Linked DNA regions of Homo sapiens: all the other regions are linked to region 1. A link is a loop called in an ENCODE intact Hi-C map of the cell type or tissue named here. Cell type or tissue: PC-9. All regions are shown on one strand.

Region 1 (2,500 bases):
GCTCAGCCATTGACCCCCTGTGTCAGCTTCAGCAGTGACTTCATTTCCCTGAGCCTATTTCTTCATTTATAAAGATGTGCCATTTTGCCTGCCCCCACAACAGTTAACTCTGGAAATCAAGCCTGCATGAAATCCCAAATATTACCTCTTCCCAGACTCAACACAATCTAATCAATTAAGAGGGGAAACTGCAGATATATTCTTCTATTCAGATCTGAGCTGTCCACTATGGTAGTTACCAATAGCCACGTGCCTATTTCAAGTTAAATTTAAATAACTAAAGTGAAATAAAGTTTAAAATTCACTTTCCCAGTTGCACTAGCCACATGTTAAAAACTCAATAGCTACATGTGTCTGATGGTCACCATAGTAAATGGCACTGATATAGAACATTTCTGCCATTTCAGAAAGTTCTATTGGACAGTGCTAAGATCATCCCAACATTAATGGCTAGTAATAACGACAGACAATAAAAAGATAAACAATAGTCTATATAAATAGATATATGTCTGAATAATAGGAACTAGGTAGACAAACAGAAGAGTACACAAAAACTAGAAATACATTGTAGATAATGCTATGAACTGAATTGTGTCCCCCGCTAAATTCATATATTGAAGCCCTAACCCCCAAAGTGATGGGATTTGGAGACAGAAACCTTAGACAGAGAATTATGTTTAAATGAGGTCATGAGGGTGGGGCCTTCATCATGGGATTAGTGCCCTTATAAGAAGAGAAAGAGACACCAGAGCTCTCTCTTTGCCATATGAGGACTCATGAAGAAGGTAGCCATCTCCAAGCCAGAAAGAGTCCTCAACAGGAACCAAATCAGCCAGCAGGTTAATCTTGGACTTCCCGGCTTCCAGAACAGTGAGAAATGAATGTCTGTTTTTTAAGCCACCCAGTCTGTGGCATTTGGTTACAGCAGCCCAAGCAGACCAATACACATAGTAAGAGTCAATGAGTTCAGCCCAGCTTCTCTTGTTCATGTGAACTGAACTTTTCATCTTGAAACCAGTTCTACAAAGAGCAGATTTTCCCTGGGTGAGTAAGATGTGGCTCTCAGCAGACAGCCACCTGCAGGCCTCTGGGAAAGGCCAGGTGCTGTGCCTGTTTATTTTTGCAATGAAAGCCTTCAATGGCTGTAGTGTCTCCTCCTCCCAAAAGGTTTCTAAATTGGATTTTTCCCTAGGTTATAATGAACAGGCTAATAAATGTCAGCCCTGGATGTGAGAGGACTAGAAAGGGGAGACCGTTTCATCCCATGTCTAAATCCATGCTGCCACCTGGTGGATCCCACTATAAGAGAAATGTGGGGATTTTGTGTTAATGACCAGAAACCTTGTTGCAAATTGCCCAGTGAACCCAAAGAGGCAAAGATGATGGTGAGCATTAGCTGTTTGTCACATCATGAGCTGAGCAGTTTACATACATATCTCAGGTAACTGGCAACAACCCCAGGCTGGGGGAATTATTGTGCGCCTTTTCCAGATGAGAAAAAGGGCCTAGAGAGTTAAGAATCTATTTTTTTTTTGAAAGAACAATTGGATGAATAAATGAGTAAACAAAGGAGTAAATGAATGCAGGCTTAGTTTATATGCATTGTTTTCAGAGTTACAGAATGTTTGTACTGGATTCAGGTAAACTCTGAAATGACAGTGATAATCCTGGCTGACTCTGTGAATGAGTAGATGGAATAATTAACATCTATTGAGTACTGGCTTTGGACTATGCATTGTTCTGAGTACTTCATACATATTAACTTACTTCAACCTTATAGCAACCTATGAAGTGGGGGTACTATATAATCTCCTCATTTTATAAATGACGAAACAAAGACACAAAGGTTAAGCAGTTTGTCCAAAGTCACACAGCTGGTGTGTGCTGGGATTTCAACCCAGGCAGTATGACCCCAGATCCAGCAATTATATACCACTTCTCAGATAAAAAGAGCTGTCTTAGGCCTGTCTCTGAATCTTGGTAAAGAACTCAAGGTACATCTTGACCCCATCCCCAAGCCTGTCATAAAGGCACTTGGCCCAGATGAGTCCCAGGATATTGCATCTAGATCATCCTTTCTTATCATTTTATGCAATTGACGTTTCCACCATAAGTCAAACCACAAGGCTGAGACTGCATTTTCCCCTCTATCCGCAGCCAGCAACGTGCTCCTTAAGCACATGGAGTGTCCACTTTGTGCAAAACCGTGTGCTCAGGATGACGATGATGACAACACAGGCCCTACCCTTAAGAAGATCGCAGTCGAGCTAGGGAGACATACTGATGGGCTATTATAATCCAGGTAGTAAGTCCCAGGAAAGGGGATGCCCAGAGTACAAAGGGAGCTCAGAGAAGGGACACATAGCCCAGACTGGGGACTGGAATCAGGGAAGGCTTCCTGGAGGAAGTGACATCCATGCTGTTGGGAGAGGAGCACTTCCCTTCAGCTTCCTTCCAAGAGCAGTACGGGAGTCCTGGCCTCTTCCTGCCTCTTTACCCG
Region 2 (2,500 bases), 970 kb before region 1:
ATACTATTTGACAATTGCCCCCTAAAATTGCCAATAAGTCTGTCATATAATCTTACCTAAGCTTACATATATGTACATGTATATACTAATTTACTTTTTATGTTATTCATTATAAATATGTATATATACACTTCATTTTATATATAGCATATATAAATGCTTGAATAGAAACAGGTTAAAATGCTTTTATATCTTAATGAAAAAATATACTAATGTAGTAAAGAGATGGGGATTGAACAGAGCACCTACCAAACTTTCTTTCAAGAAATATTTTGATAATCAATAACTTCCTATATAAAGTATATCTCTTTGATCTCTATTTCTAATAAGTGTTACTCATAGACAAGTTTAACAAAAAGCCTGGTATTGTTTTTCCATTACCCAAAGAAAGGAAAATCCATGACGACTCAGTCTCTGTCTAAGCAATAACTGTGCTTCAGACAGATTTATTAGAAACTCCCCCCGGATTAAATTTACATGTAATCTTGTTTGTTGATAGGTCATTTTTTGAAAGTGAAATGGAAAAAATATCAGGCAGGATATATTGCAACAGTCTCAACTGACCCCTAAATCATGACTCCTTACCAGAGGTTAAACCAGCCCAGATGACAGAACTTATTCTATTCAGCAAAGCTTGCCAGTTGCCAAGACATTAGAGAGTTAACATTAATAGCAGCTATGCCTTTGGTGTTGTCCATGATTTTGGAATACTGTAAAAATAATTATGGTTTCCGATCTCAGTAGGAATCCCAATTTCAAGTAGTCAACCATTTTAAGTGTTCTAATGCTTCCTTAGGGGATGGTTATCATAAAGCCACACTGAAAGGGATAACGTTAAGGCTAGAGGAAATACCCTAGCTAATCTTTATGACATACAGTCCCGGCCCCCATGATATCCAAAAAGCCAAATCTTTGAAGAAGTTTAAAAAGCCTATTTTGGAATGCCTACAACTGGCTCCAGAGTCTGAAGAAAAAATGTGATAATAAATTACAAAAAGAAAATCTCTTTCAGGACACTTTCAGGACAGACACTTGGTGGCACCAGAGGACCTCAATGGAACTTTGTAAAAATTTTATAGGAAATTACCCCTCAGAGCAAGGACAAACTGAACATTATATTCAATCAGCATTGGTGGTGAAATTTTACTAAAATTGCTGAGGATGTCTCTGGTGTACAGCTGTCATTAGCACTGTCTTGGTAAAACTGTTATCCTTGTAAATCCAAGCCTTAGGGTCCCTATAAACACTTTCAAATGGATTTCCTAAAATTAACCCCTAGAACAGGTTCTGAGTATGTTCATCATTGCTTCCATCTTTTCAGGATGAACTAAAACTTCTTGCCAGAGAGCTACAGTTCTGTGAGTAGAAAAACAAATTACTTGATTTTGTGTTTCCAACCTGAGGATCTATCTCCAGGGACAGGGTTACTCATTTTACTGGGACTGTCATTACAGAACTTTGCAAAACCTTGTCATTTATTTAGAAATTCATTGCCCCCATCATCCTCAAACTTGAAGAAAAGTAGAGAGGACTAATGGCACACTGTATCTGACACTCTTAAACTTCCATGACCAAGAAGGTTACCTCTAACTCATAACACCATGAAGTCCATACTCCCCTATATTCATTGGCTTTTACCATATAAACTTGTTAAGAGTTTGCCCTATGAAGTTGGCTACTTCTCCCCTGATTTTGGACATTTCTTTACTTCAGACAAATGTGGCAAAACACTCCAAGGGACTAATGTAATCTGTTTCAGAGTCTTATCACAAACAGATAACAGTTGCTTTTCTTCTATATGACCAAAAGCTCAGAGGTAATGTCTTCTAGAAATGACCTCAGAAAGAAAAAACAAATATCCTGAAACCATGTTGGAAATAATCCTACCAAGAACTGCCAGCACAGTAGCTAACCCCTGGGGAATAGATCCTTGAATTCATGTCTCCCAGATGAACAGACACTAGGTTTCACTAATACATGGAATGCCATTCCATCAAGAAATTTAAATCTAAGGAGTCTTGAGAAAGCTTCAGAAGCAGACATATTCAGAAAGAAACAGCTACCATTCAAGAGGTATGGATCAAGACAGCCTCTACCCAAGACCTACAGAGTCTGTTTTTATATGGCCTGTGAGCCAGGAATGGTTTTTATATTTTTAATGGGTTAAAAAGAAAAATAAAAAAATAACATTTCAAATCACCTGAATATTGTATAAAATATAAATCTTAGTGTCCATAACATTTTATAGGAACATAGACACACTGATTCATGTAAGTACTGTCCATGGCTGCTTTTACACTATAACAAAGTTGAATGGTTGTGACAGAGACCATACTGTCCACAAAGTCTGAAATATTTACTACGTGGCTCTTTACAAAAAAAGCTTGCTAACACCCTACCTAGATAATCAGAGCTAAAGATTGCAATGCTTTTATTTGCAGGCTTTTGTTCTTTATTTTCTGAGGTACTTTCTTTCCCCTTTCTTAATCCAGCCCCTTAA
Region 3 (2,500 bases), 730 kb before region 1:
GGCAGCAGGGATGGAGATGAGGGGACAGTTTTGAGATATTCAGGATGTAATTTTGGCAGAACTTGAATGGTGAATTAGTTGTTGGGGCTATGGTTGAAGTTGATGTCCAGGATGGTTTCTGACATTACAAGTATCATTGCTTGAGAGATTATCTTAGAAATTATCTGATTAGAAATAGAACCATAATAAAAAAAATTCTTCAGTGCTGAAGTCTACTTTAAATTTACCGTTTTTATTTTTTATTTTTTGAGTCAAGGTCTACTCTGTTGTCTAGGCTGGACTGCAGTGGTGCACTCATGACTCACTGTAGCCTCGACCTCCCAGGCTCAAGTGATCCTCCCACCTCAGCCTCCTGAGTAGCTGGGACTACAGGTGGGCACCACCACACCCAGCTAATTTTTAAATTTTAATCTTTGTAGACACAGGGTCTCACTGTGTTGCCCAGGCCGATCTCAAACTCCTGGGCTCAAGCAATCCTCCCACTTCGGCCTCCCAAAGTGCTGGGATTATAGGCATAAGCCACTGTGCCCAGTCTAAATGTACTGTTTGTAAATGCTATTTGTGGGCAAGTGCAGTGGTGCACATCTACACACCCAGCTACTTGGGAGGCTCAGGAGAAAGGATTGCTTGATCCCAGGAGTTCAAGACCAACCTAGACAACATAGCGAGACCCCATAGCTTAAAAAAATAATAATAAAAAATAAAGCTATTTGTAAATGGTTGTTTAGAAATATATACATCAGGCTGGGCATGGTGGCTCATGCCTGCAATCCCAGCACTTTGGGAGGCTGAGGAGGGTGGATCGCCTGATGTCAGGAGTTTGAGACCAGACTGGCCAACACGGTGAAACCCTGTCTCTACTAAAAATACAAAAAAATTAGCCAGGTGTGGTGGCAGGCACCTGTAATCCCAGCTACTCAGGAGGCTGAGGCAGGAGAATCACTTGAACCCAAGAGGCAAAGGTTTCAGTAAGCCAAGATTGCGCTATTGCACTCCAGCCTTGGGCAACAAGAGCGAAACTCCATCTCAAAAAAAAGAAAAAAGAAATATATAATCAGAATAGGTAAGGAAATTCAGTGCCTTGAATATGCATAGAAGGCATTATACATAATTTTTGCAGTTAGCAGTCTTGCCTACTGCTTAGAATCAAAACGTTTGTTCTGAATTTGCTCTCAATTATAGTTTCTTCAAATGACAAGGTAACATTTTCTTCCCTTGGTAATTTGAGTGACCACTAGGTGTCACTAATAGTTAAGCAAACATTTTTAGGCCTTTTTGTTCCTTGCTTTACATTCTCAGGCTAAAGAATGTATTTAGTTCTCTTAAGAAGTCAAATATTGATAATAAACATATATTCATAGGCTGGTGATTTTCAGACTCTTTGTTTCAGGACTCCAATGGAATCTTCAAACACATTGAGGATTCCAGATACTTTGGTTTATGTGTGCTAAATCTATTGAAATTTACTAAATACCAATTCAAAGTTTTAAAATATTTATTTAAAATGAACCCATTACTTATTAATGTGAGGTGTTTTTTTTAAAACAACTATACTTTCCAAAACTAACAGTATTTAGTGAGATAAGTGCATATCTGCTTCTACATTCAGTTTGTTATTATATGTTATTTTGGCTAAAGTATCAAGAATATCCGTACTTAACTGAGAAAGCAATGGAAATACTCCTCCTGTATGTAGTTAGGAAAAGGAGGAGGATTTCAATTGCCTTCTCAGATACTCATAGATACTCCTGATACTGACAAGTAGTAGTTTCTTGAGTTTTCATGCTATTACATTAAAATCTATTGGTTTGTCTTAACTTTACATATCTCTCATCCATGCATGGTTTTATAACATTGTTCATTGGTCATGTGAAAATATTAGTTAGCTCAGTGATATAGATCTTCCAATAATTAATTTTTTTCACACTTTAAAACACTGTGGTTAAATATAAATTTGCCTTTTTAACCATTTTTAAGTGTACAATTTATTAGCATTATTTACATTCACACTGTTGTATAACCCTCACCTATATTTCCAAAACTTTTATCATCCCAAACAGAAACTGTAACCATTAAGCAACAACTACTTATTCTCTTTTTTCTCTAGCTACTGGTAACCTCTAATCTGTTTTTCCTCCAGCTACTGGTAACCTCTAACCTATTTTTTGTATTTGTGATTTTGCCCATTCTAAATATCTCATATAGGTGGAATTATACAATATTTTTCCTTCTGTGTCTGGCTTCTTTCACTTAGCAAAATGTTTTCTAGGTTCATCCATGTAAAAGCATATATCATAACTTCATTCCTTTTTATGGCTAAGTAATATTCCATTGTATGTTTACACCACATTTTATTGATGGTATTTGGGTTATTTCCTCCTTTTGGCTAACTGAATAATTGGTGTAATGAACATTGGCATACAAGTATCTAAGTTCCTATTTTCAATTTTGGAGGCATAGACCTGAAGCAGAATTGTTACTATTGTCACATAATAATCCT

What was found. Peaks named below come from ENCODE experiments on the same cell type or tissue, not always from the same donor. Only the 100,000 strongest peaks of a DNase experiment are listed, where the experiment ranks them.
Region 2: a loop joins it to region 1, with 16 times the contacts of the local background. A loop is called at or near these places in 2 of 110 quality-filtered maps.
Region 3: it touches region 1 in a loop (21-fold over the local background); 10 of 110 quality-filtered maps call a loop at or near these places.

Annotation. Positions count from the first base shown.
Region 1 is chr11:33,686,796-33,689,295 of GRCh38, forward strand. No RefSeq gene overlaps it. Among named protein-coding and RNA genes, the nearest start is that of C11orf91, 13 kb to the right of the region's middle. In PC-9, CTCF peaks have their summits at 1,278 (motif pointing left) and 1,483; a DNase peak (open chromatin) is centred at 1,076; H3K27ac peaks cover 2,063 bases.
Region 2 is chr11:32,712,658-32,715,157 of GRCh38, forward strand. The region is part of intron 3 of CCDC73 (coiled-coil domain containing 73); the gene reads right to left. Among named protein-coding and RNA genes, the nearest start is that of CCDC73, 81 kb to the right of the region's middle. In PC-9, CTCF peaks have their summits at 1,032 (motif pointing right) and 1,231; no DNase peak of the experiment used is centred here.
Region 3 is chr11:32,959,533-32,962,032 of GRCh38, forward strand. The region is part of intron 8 of QSER1 (glutamine and serine rich 1); the gene reads left to right. All of the region lies in intron 2 of LOC105376615 (a long non-coding RNA gene), which reads right to left. Among named protein-coding and RNA genes, the nearest start is that of DEPDC7, 55 kb to the right of the region's middle. In PC-9, CTCF peaks have their summits at 1,239 (motif pointing right) and 1,440; a DNase peak (open chromatin) is centred at 1,239.